Regions from separate parts of the Homo sapiens genome. Here region 2 is linked to region 1. A link is a contact called in ENCODE Hi-C data. All regions are on one chromosome and are shown on one strand. Each heading gives the region's core, a stretch centred on a gene start or an enhancer-like site at or near the end of the contact. The rest is flanking DNA. Distances are from core to core; before and after follow the strand shown. Region 1 has its middle 58 kb from the start of DDIAS. Region 2 has its middle 46 kb from the start of PICALM.

Region 1 (5,790 bases), core at 2,614-5,113:
CCAATGAGATGAACATGGTACCTCAGTTGGAAATGCAGAAATCACCCACCTTCTGTGTTGATCTCCCTGGGAGCTGCAGACCAGAGCTGTTCCTATTTGGCCATCTTGCCAGCCACCCCACTTTCTGCTAATCTTTAGAGTCAATAACCATTCATTGTTGAGCACATACTTATGTGGTAGGCCCTGTGCCAGGTTCTTTCATTTATTAAAAATATTCAGCAAATTGCAGTTCCAGATTGTACCTGGCACTGTACTAGGTTGAAGATAATTATGCCTTCAAGAATCTCATATGCTATTAGGTGGTATCACATACATTACATCATTTAACTCACATAAAATCCCGTGAAGTAGATATTGTATCTCCATGGCCTCTACTTTCTTATCTGCAAAAAAAAGAAACAATATCTCTTAAGGCTACTATGAGAATTAAATAAGATAATGACTGTGAACATGGTACTTGCTCTCAAGTTCAGTGCTCCTCCCACAGTACCACACCTGCCAGTACCAGCATTTTCTGTTTGCTTCCTTCTGCCCCTTCATTATTCATATACCATTTTGAATTTCCACCTGCTTTATAGTTGTAATATCTTTACTCAATTTCAATTCCTCACTTTCACCATGACCTTTCCCCTGTCTTTCTCCCTCTGTTAAAATTTGAGCTTTCTGTTGTCTCTTCTCTAGCCACCCAAGATGCTAAAACAAAATAAGACCAAGGGGAAGAAGATGGCTGGGGCCCCTGCTGTCATGAAGAAGCAAGAAGCCAAGAAAGTGGTGAATCTCCCCTGTTTGAGAAAAGGCCTAAGAATTTTAGCACTGGACAGGACATCCACCCCAAAGGGATCTCACTCACTTTGTCAAATGGCCTCATTATATTAGGTTGCAGCAGCAAAGAACTATCCTCTGTAGGTCACTGGAAGTGCCTCTTGTGATTAACCAGTTTACCCAGGCCTTGGACCTCCTAACAGCTGCTCAGCTTCTTAAGCTGGCCCACGAGTACAGACCAGTGACAAAGCAAGAGAAGAAGCAGGAATTGTTGGCCCATGCTGACAGGAATGCTGCCAGCAATGGAGACATCCCCACTAAGAGTTCACCTGTCCTTCAAGCAGGGGTTAATACTGTCACCAACTCAATGGTGAACAAGAAGTCTCAGCTGGTGCTGACTGCACAAGATATGGATCCCATCAAGCTGGTTGTCTTCCTGCCAGCCCTGTGTTGTAAAATGGGGGTCCCTTACTGTGTTATCAAAGAGAAGGCAAGGCCGGGAAGTTTAGTCCACAGGAGGACCTGCATCATTGTCACCTTCACACAGGTTAAATGGAAAAAACAAGGAGCTTTAGCTAAACTTTGGGAGCTTCAGGATCAATTACAATGACAGATATAATGAGATCCACCATCAATGGGGAGGCAACATCCTGGGTCCAAAATCTGTGGCTTACAATGCCAAGCCAGAAAAGACAAAGGCTAAAAAACATGCCACTAAGCTTAGTTAAATGCACACTGTTGAGTTTTCTGTACAGAAAGATAATAAAAAATTCTCCTTCAGCCAAAAAGAATTCAAGCTTTCTTTTCTGACCTCTTATGCCCTACATCCCCACCCAATTGAAAGTATTTTTTTGAAAGAATGCCTTACTACTGATACAGTGTCAATTGGTGCTATGATTTGAATGTGTTTCCTCCAAAATTCAGGTGTTGCCAATGTGATAGTATTAAGAGGTGGGATCTGTAGGAGGTGATTAGGCCATGGGGTTCCTCCCTCATCAATAGAATTAAGGCACATATAAAAGAGGCTTCACGTAGCATTTAGCTAGCTTTCCAACTTGTCCTTTCATCATGTGAGGATGCAGCAAAAAGGCCCTCACCAGAAACCAGATGTGAGCACCTTGATCTTGGACTTACCAGCCTCCAGAAGTATGAGAAATGTATTTTATTTTATTTATCATAGATATAAATTACCTAGTCTCAGATTTTTTTTGTTACGGCAGCCCAAAATGGATTAAGACAATGAGAATGTAATTGGTATTAATTATGTGGAAAATAAATTGGCATTATTTATGAAAATTTTAAATTGATGTGCTCTTTTAAAAGCAGCAATCCCACTTCCAGGAATTTATCTCACAAATACACTCATATATGAGAAAGTATAAAAGAAAAATATTCCATAAAGCATTGTTTGCAATAGCAAAATAGTAAAACAAATATCTGTCAAGATACACAAATAATTTAGTATGCATAGAATATTACTGGAAGAATATAAAAAATGATTTAAAAATTAGAGATAGTGTATATAGTATTTTTATAAATACATAAGTATATTTCATAAGTTTATAATATTTTAAAAACTAGTCACCTTCAAAGCCAAATGTGGTGGAATGCACCCATAATCCCAGCTACCTGGGAGGCTGAGGCAAGAGGATCACTTGAGCTCAGGAGTTTGGAGGCTTGGGCACATAGCAAGACCCTGTCTCCAAAAAAAAAGAAAAAAAAAAACTGAGCCCAGGAGTTCAAGACTGGCCTGGACAAGATGGCAAGACCCCATCTCTACAAAAAATGAAAATGAAAATGTTAGCCAGGCACAATTGCACAAGTCTTTAATCTCAGCTACTTGAGAGGCTGAGGCAGGAGGATCCCTTGAGCCCAAGAGTTCGATATGGCAGTGAGCTATGATCATGCCACTGCACTTCTGCCTGGGTGACAAAATAAGACCTCATCTCTTAAAAAAAACAAGGCAAAACAAAAACCTGACATTTAATATTTTTCACGGTTTTGAACAATTAAAAAAACACTAATCACCTTCAGATAATGATAGAGAACCAATTTATTATGTTGATAACTGGTAAAAAGGGAAAAAAATTAAAAATTTATCTTGCTTTTCTCTCATGAATTGTACCATTGGATAACCAAATAGGTGAAGGGAAGCTCTCTTTATAAAAATATTTTAATTAATGCATTTATTAAATGGTAGAAATGGAATATTACCATTTTGTAACCCCCAACAAATAATGGATGCACTCAATGAGCGTCGATGGTTGCTAACATTCCAAAGAGAGACAAGAAGATATCTGCTTTCTGATGGAAGAAGATACCACTTCCTATAATCTTCCCAAAGGGATTAAACATGAGTATACTCCCTCTGCATCCAGCTGTCAATATGAAAAATATACAACTGACAGAACATGCAGACCTCCACCATAAATATAAAATCAGCAAAATCCAGACTGTGAGAAACTGCAGGTCAAACAGTTCACATTCTTCCACAGATTACTGTAAGGGAGAGAAAGAGATATATACTAAAATTATTTAAAATGTATATTAGTTGTTTTTTTTTTTTGAATGGGCAAGATTAAACTTAAGTGCCTTGAGATACACATTTGGGTGCATCACTTCCTTGATGACTACGAAAGTGAAAATAGCGGTTACTTTGAGGTGGAAAGAAGAGATTCTGGGGTGGCTGGCAAAGTTCTATTTCCTGACACAAATACAAGGGTGTTTATAATAGTTCCATTACATAATACACTTTTTCCGTATTCATGTTTTAGTTCATATTAAAGATGTTTAAAGATCAATTTTTTGAAAAAAAGGAATATGTGCATTATACAGAGGGAAGCAAAAGACTCTAATATGTGGAGCCTCTCCCTCTGAGCCATCTCTTAGATATTTTACATACTTGCTCATTTATTCCTTATAAGTAACCTATGAGGATTGAGGAAAATATTTTTGTAAACTTTGTAAACTGAGTTTACAGAGGTCGAGTAACTTTCTCAAGGCTAAGACCATGTCACTAATAAGTGGCAGAACCAGAGCTCTAATTTTTCCAGTACTCTGCACTGCCACTCATGAGGCTAAAGGAGAATGCTGCATGAACCCTCATCTCTCAAGCTAGACATTTCTCGGTGAAACACCTTCCTTCCTGTTGATCAATGTCTGCCACTACTTGAATAACTTAAGGTCAAGCATAGGTTAGGTATCCTGCAGTGGTTTTCTCTGATCTATCACTTGTTTTTCAGCCTAATTTGTGATGTGATTAGAGAAAGTTGCCTCCAAGGGAGAAACATAAATTCACCTGTAAAAAAAAAAAATCACACCTTTCCTCTAATAAGATCCCTTTATGTGCCAAGCCAAAGTGCATGACCACTTGGCCCTTCCGTACAGCTCCTTCACAGTCTGAAGCATTTTCTGCTAACTAGAGGCACCAGCTGTGCCAAGACAAGCTGTTTGTCCACCCCTTGCCTGCCTTGAGTGGGAAATAATAACATGACATTGTAAAACACAGGGGTGCCCAGCAGCCTTTCATTTGGTGAAAGTAACTGCAAGGGCTCAGAGCTGGGTTAATGGATACAACAGTGCCTGTAATCAGATCCAGGTGCTGTATATACTTGTTATTGATTACGACTTCAATAATTGCAAAATCAACCAACCAAAAGAATCATGAAAAAAATATTATGCAAGATGTCTAAACAGAGGCCCCAAAACCAGCAGTTGCTGGAGAAGTATTTATCACCTTTTTCAAGATCCAAGCTTAGGGTATTGTATGTTTGGCAAAATAGCTATATTTCAGCAGGGCTTAAAGAGATTACTTGTCTCAGGGCTTTCAGTTTGGCCGGTAACAGATGAAGACAGATTGATTGAAAGCATTTGAACAAATATAAACTTGAACAAGCTGAATGGACGTGATTAAGTTAATTAGGGTCGATAAATGCCATTGACAATATCTTACAACTCTTCCTTTATCTTGGAGTATTTCTTTCTTATATAACACAGGCAAGTGGATATGGTGACTCTAATATTAAACCTGTAACTGAGTAGCCATTCAGCCTAATTAACTAGACACCATCTCTCAATGGCCTGCTAGATAATTAACGTTTTATTTTATACATGTAATATTACTCATCATTTACTGTATGCCTATTATGTACCAGACACTATGGCATTTACCCTGTATTTTTTGTTTTTTTAATTTATTTAACTTTTATTTTAAGTTCAGGGGTACTTGTGCAGGTTCTTTACATAGGTAAACTTGTGTCATGGGGGGTTTTTGTACAGATTATTTTGTCACCCAGGTATTAAGCATAGTACCCATTAGTTATTTTTCCTGATCCTCTCCCTCCTCCCACCTTCCACCCCCCAATAGGCCACAGTGTGTGTTGTTCCCCTCTGTGTGTCCATGTGTTCTTATCACTTAGCTCCCACTTATAAGTGGGAACATGCCATATTTGGTTTTCTGTTCCTGCATTAGTTTGTTAAGGATAATGGCCTCCAGCTCCATCCATGTTCCTGCAAAGGACATGACACAATCTCATTCTTTTTTATTTTAAGACAGGGTCTGGCTCTGTCACCCAGGATGGAGTATAGTGGTGCAATCTCAGCTCACTGCAACCTCTGTCTCCTGGATTCAAGTCATCCTCCCACCTCAGCCTCCCAAATAGCTGAAACTACAGGCACATACCACCATGCCCAGCTAGTTGAGCTCATTCTTTTTTATGGCTGCATAGTATTCCTTGGTATACATATACCACATTTTCTTTATGCAGTCTATCATTGATGGGCATTTAGGTTGATTCCATGTCTTTGGTATTGTGAATAGTGTTGCAATGAACATATGCCTGTGTCTTCATAATAGAATGATTTATATTCCTTTGGGTGTATACCCACTAATGGGATTGCTGAGTTGAATAGTATTTCTGTCTTCAGATATTTGAGGACTTGCCACACTATTTTCCACAATCATTGAACTAATTTACACTCCCAACAGTGTATAAGTGTTCCTTTTCTCTGCACCCTCACCAGCATCTG
Region 2 (5,779 bases), core at 2,976-5,475, 3.2 Mb after region 1:
CAGATGCTTGAAGGCAGCATGCTCGTTAAGAATCATCACCACTCCCTAATCTCAAGTACCCAGGGACACAAACACTGCGGAAGGCCGCAGGGTCCTCTGCCTAGGAAAACCAGAGACCTTTGTTCACTTGTTTATCTGCCAACCTTCCCTCCACTATTGTCCTATGACCCTGCCAAATCCCCCTCTGCGAGAAACACCCAAGAATGATCAATAAAAAAAATAAAAATTAAAAAAAAAAGTTAAAAAATATATATATATAACTAATTAATTTTAACAGACAAATGATAATTGTGCATATTCATGGGGTACATAGTGATGTTTCAGTACATACAATGTATAGCGATCAGATCAGTGTAATTAGCATGGCCATCCTCTCAAACATTTATAATTTCTTTGTGTTAGGAACTTTTACCATCCTCCTTCTAGCTATTTGAAACTCTGTAATGTATGATTGTTAATTATAGTCATCCTCCAGTGCTGTAGAACACTAGAACTTGTTCCTCCTATCTAGCTGTGATTTTGTTTCATTTAACAAATCTCTCCCTATCCCTCCCTTCCTCCAACTTTGTTTTACCTCTTCTCTTCTTTATTCACCTCCACTCTCATGACCATCTTTGAAATCAACCAAATATGGAACTTAAATACAGCATTTTAGATATTCATATTTGTAGAAAATAATTTTATACTTGCAGCTCTTAATTTTAAAAGCATATAAGTTTGCATATCTCTTTCTTAAAAGAGAATTCAAGGCCAACAACTTAAATTTTACTTCTGACAGGATTTTTTATTGTTTTCTATAGGTCAGTGAGCCTGAATAGACAAAATATTTCCTAGCAAAGCCCTCATATTTAATATTATGTGAATTTAAAGTTTTTAAATCATAATTGTAAAATAAATATTTAATAACTCCTTTACAGATAGACTTTCTTCTAAGTTGTGCTAATTTGGTGGTGTTTTGTTGTATAAATATACTGGTTATATTAACATAAATACAATAATCTAAATGTAGCATAATTTTTAAAATGAGTTTCTCTATATTTATTTTTTAATTTTTTAATTTTTAATTTTTGTAGAGATTGGGTTTCGCCATGTTGCCCAGGCTACTCTCGAACTCCTGGGCTCAAACAATCCTCCCGCCTCAGCCTCCCAAAGTGTTGGGATTTCAGGCATGAGCCACCATGCCCAGTCGAGTTTTGCTTATATTTAATTTATTTCATTTACACTTAATTTTGTAGCTGAAAATAGGTTTTGAGGAACCTGAAGCCTTAAAGTAAGAATGTTGAAGAAGAGGACCAGTTCTCCAAGGCAGAAAACGCTATTACAAAAAGTAGTATGATTCTTCTAGGCATTGTGTCCCTGAGATCAGGGGCTAAACCAATTTTTTTTAGACACTCCCTATCTAACATCTATAAATCTAGGAACTGGAATTGGAAGTGGAAGAGTCTATGTATAGGAAACATGTTATTGTATTATTTTTTCACATGATGCCATCTTCTATCTATGTGCCAAGTGGAAAATGTCACTGGAAGTGTTTCTTGGCCAAATATAACTCTGTTCTGGGAAACTACTTCCTTTATCAACCGCAGGTATCTAGACACATCTTAGAATATACTACAGCTCTCCGAGGAGTGCCCACCATGCTCCTCTGAGCCCAAAAATCAACTCTCAGGAAAAAATTGCAAATTAATCACAAAGGCATCTAGACTAGCATGCATGTTGCTTCTTTTTCTGGCAGATCCCTAACCTGGCCAACCAGCTGGACATGCAGTGTGAGAACTGGGAATGGGAGTATCCTGTAATAGCCAAGCAAGCTGGCTTTTAGAGATCCCCTTATGATTGTCTCATAGGTCTATCACACTTAACATTTTCAAATCAAAACCCAATCCCCAAAACATGTTCTACACTCAGTCTTTCATATGTCAGTAAATAGCACCACCATACCCCAAGGAGTTCAAGTCAAAACTTAGGACTCATTCTGGTTTCCTGTTTACCTTGCTCCCAAAATCCAATTCATCAACAAATCCTAGAGGTTAATTCCTCCTAAATAAATCCTGAATTTTACCATCACCACTGATATCATCCTCATCCAAGCCACCATCATCATTTACCTGGACTTTTGCAAAGGATTCCTGTTTTCACTATTGCCCTTCCATACTCCATCCTCTATCCAGCAGATAGAATCATCTGTTAAAAACAGAAATAAGTCCATATCTCTCCTTTGCTTACTCCAGCCCCATCCATAGTCTCCCACTGTAATTAGAACATAACCAACAGTTGTGCCATACCCTGTGAAACCCCATATGATCTGGCCTTTCTCCACCTCTACGGTCTCACCTCTTACCTTTCACCCTTTTATTCAGTTCATTTCAACTACATTGTACTTTTTTCTCCTATCTCATTAACCTGCACACCATGCTCATTTGCACTCAGAGCCTTTGGATTGCTGTTCCTTCTACCTGATGTGGTTTTCCCCAGGCCTTCTCATAGCTGTGTCCTCATAATCCAAGTTTCAGCTTAGTTATCATCTCCTCAGAGGAGCCTTTCTATCCCTCCTCTCCCTATTAAACGTTTTAGAATTACATAAATTTTTAAAAATTATGTGCATCTATTCCAGCTTTCTTTTGATTAGTAAAGATTTAAAAAATAGAATTATGTGCATCCATTTTTTCTTTCTTTTTTTTTTTTTTTTTTAGACAATATCACTTTGTCACCCAGGCCGGAGTGCAGTGGCATGATCTCGGCTTACTACAACCTTTGCCTCCCAGCTCAAGCAACTCACATGCCTCAGCCTCCCAAGTAGCTGGGACTGCAGGCGTGTGCCACCTCACCTGGCTAATTTTTGTGTTTTGTTTTTAGTAGAAATGGGGTTTTGCCTTGTTACCCAGGCTGATCTCAAACTCCTGGCCACAAGTGATCTGCCCACCTTGGACTCCCAAAGTGCTGCGATTACAGGCATAAGCCACTGCACCTGGCCAGTGTGCATCTATTATTTTGATATTTTAAGTTAAAGTAAAAACAAATATATAAATAAAATAGCCTCTCTAGTCACTATTATATCACTTTGCTTAGTTTTCTCCATTGAAGAAATTATCTCAAATTATTTTCTTTATGTGTCTACTTGTGTATCCTGTGTTTCTCACTACAATGTAAGCTACATTAAAGAGGGGATTTGCTTTAGTGACCCCAAGACTGCTAACCTCATGTCCTATCATGTATCCCAGCACCTTCAAAGTCTTTTGTACATTGTAGACTCTCAATAAATATTTGTTAAATGAGTAGATTTCAGTTATCCAAGAGACAGGCAGTGTTCTTTTGGCTGATGCTTATATGCATTCACTTGAAAAGAGTATTGTAACAAAATTTGTTCAAGTTGGATTTTGTTTGCATATTAAGATACTACTGCTGATACCCATGCATATGGAATGGGTCTTTGATACAAGTGAGAAATTGCCAACACTCATTTACAGCCTATTAATAAATGGGCTTTATCCTATAGATTAGTATCTATGTCCCTGTCAACATGGCAGTGGTAAAGTTCACATCAAAGTAAAAATTGAAAAACAAAATTAATGTTAATTTGGATTTAAAAGCTCATACCTGAGTTCTGCTTTCAAGGCAGTGAGGAACTGTGGGGAACTGTCTGGAACTGTTGATGCTGCAGGTGAAGCTAGAACATGAGAATGCTATAGGCTGGTTTGTAGCACAATGAAAATGGAAGAATAAGAGGTAAGGCCAGTTGCCCGGAGACTCCAAATAAGAAACATGGTTATGAGGAAGTGGTTTAGAATTAGGGCTTTGAAAAATAATAGCTGTCATTGATTGAGTGCCTACTATGTGTGAGGCCATTCTCCATAATCCTTACGGAAACTCCTAAGCTAGGTATTATCTCTCCATTTTACAAATGAGTAAGCTGAAGTTCAGGAGGTTAAATGACTGCCAAACCATACAGTTATGTAAAAAGTGGAGCAATGATTTAAACTAGATTTTTCAAATCCTAAAGCTGACATGCTTTCCACTGTACCACAATGTCTTCCTTTGTACTGGTGCACTCCATTTATTTCTGTGATTCCTGACACCAATTTTAGGGCCTGGGACAGCATCCTAATGGAATCATGCCTAGCTGGATAGCAAATGCCTCTGCTGCCAGTAGAGGGGCAACTTAAGAGAAAGGTCCAAGCCAAATTGGATCCAAGAGTTTCTGACTAAGCAGGTTTCAAACCTCCTGCTCACACCTCTTCCTCCTCACTTTCTTTCCCAACATCCTCCCACGGCTCACCTCTACCTCTGTCCACTGGAGACACCATCCTCCAGGTGCTAATAAGAAAGCTACTCTGACCATGGAAAAAGGGAAAGAGGCAGCTCAGCAAAATCACTGCTGAGAGCCTGGGCAGGCTTAGGCAATGTGATCTGAAGAGCTGAAGTGTGCAGCCCACAGAGAGAAAGAATTGGATAAAATACAAAACTAAAGAAGAGGATAAACCTAAGAGGAAAATCTTCCTGACAGAGATGAATTAGTTACGGGACTAACTCCGCAAAGGAAGAGATTGGGCTCCGTTCCCTGAGGCTCCCTGAGCAGAAACCATGTTACAGAGAACAAGTAGGGGGGTTGTGGTTAGCAGGGACATCAATGACTAATAGGTGCTTTCCACCTCTGAGTTTTATGAAGATGAGTGGAGTCTTTTTGAATAGAGAAAGAAATGAAAATAATAATTAACATGGAGAGATGGGGCTGACTAAAGCATGGCAAAGATAAACAGGAATGAGGCTGTTGGCCCTCGTAGTGAGTGTGGAAAATCATTTCTTCCAATTGGGAGAGGCAGAGGTGATCAGTTCAGAGGTTTAAATTCAGAGTCCAGGCTCTGTCACTTACTGATTATCTGAGCAAATTAGTTAGCCTTTCTAAGCTACAAAATAGGAAAAATACACTATTTTTCAGATTATTTCTCACTGCAGATTAGGAGTAATGCCATTGAAAAGGTTCTTATGAAGATTAAATGAGACAACTCATGTAAACAACAGTATCTACTTAGCATGAAGTAAGCACTCAAATGACAGTAATTATTATTGGAATATGGCTTCGTGTGGAGGGGGAAATAGAGCTGGGCAATTATTATCAAGGTCACCATATGGGGATAATTTTTCCCTTTGGACTTAATGATGGCATCTCCTTGGTTTAATTATTTGCTGTGTTGGTAGCTCACATCCTCTCTACTGACTTGGCTTTCAGCTCACGGGAAGATGAAGCCCAAATACAATAGATACCAAGGCAAGCTTGCCAAAGAGCAGCTCAACCCATACTGGTACTCTGAGTCATTCTAAGGATAAAGCCGCCTCTCCATGGAGAAGGATATTGTACACAGGAGATAATACTAATGACACCGTCCATTTACTTAGTCTCTTACAGTTTACAAAGCACTCTTACCTGGGAAGGGTTACTATCTTCATTTTATAGATGAGGAAACAGAGACTTAGAGAGGTGAAGCAACTTGATTAAGGTTGCATAGATAATTGGTTGTGAGGATTCACTCCCAGCTCCTCTGACATCATGTCTGGGGGCTCTTTTATACCACAAGATGCTGCAGGGAACATGAACAGGTACCAGATTAGGAGGCTAGTTGCTTTCAATCATAAAAACAGTGAATTTAGGAACAGGAAGAAGCTTTCAGATGACCTAATACTGTGGTTTTAGATTGTGTCCAGGGGTCTAGTAGGCGGTGGAGGGAGCCAAGCAGGAGGCGGGATCAGCTTTTATCAATTAAATTCATCAGATTTTAATTTG

The links. Hi-C counts contacts between places; a loop is a spot of excess contacts on that map. Pooled maps may share reads with other maps.
Region 2: a pooled map shows a loop between it and region 1 (2.7-fold over the local background). The contact joins two enhancer-like sites. A Hi-C loop is called at or near these places in 2 of 37 single-sample maps with no recorded cell type and 1 of 50 pooled maps.

What each region holds. Positions count from the first base shown.
Region 1 is chr11:82,956,733-82,962,522 of GRCh38, forward strand. It overlaps the pseudogene RPL7AP54. Among named protein-coding and RNA genes, the nearest start is that of DDIAS, 58 kb to the left of the region's middle. RefSeq lists an enhancer at 3,987-4,146. Within about 2 kb of position 3,864, at least 6 of the 41 ENCODE cell types and tissues checked have a DNase peak (open chromatin) inside an H3K27ac peak, as active enhancers do.
Region 2 is chr11:86,111,911-86,117,689 of GRCh38, forward strand. No RefSeq gene overlaps it. Among named protein-coding and RNA genes, the nearest start is that of PICALM, 46 kb to the left of the region's middle. RefSeq lists an enhancer at 4,380-4,849. Within about 2 kb of position 4,226, at least 5 of the 41 ENCODE cell types and tissues checked have a DNase peak (open chromatin) inside an H3K27ac peak, as active enhancers do.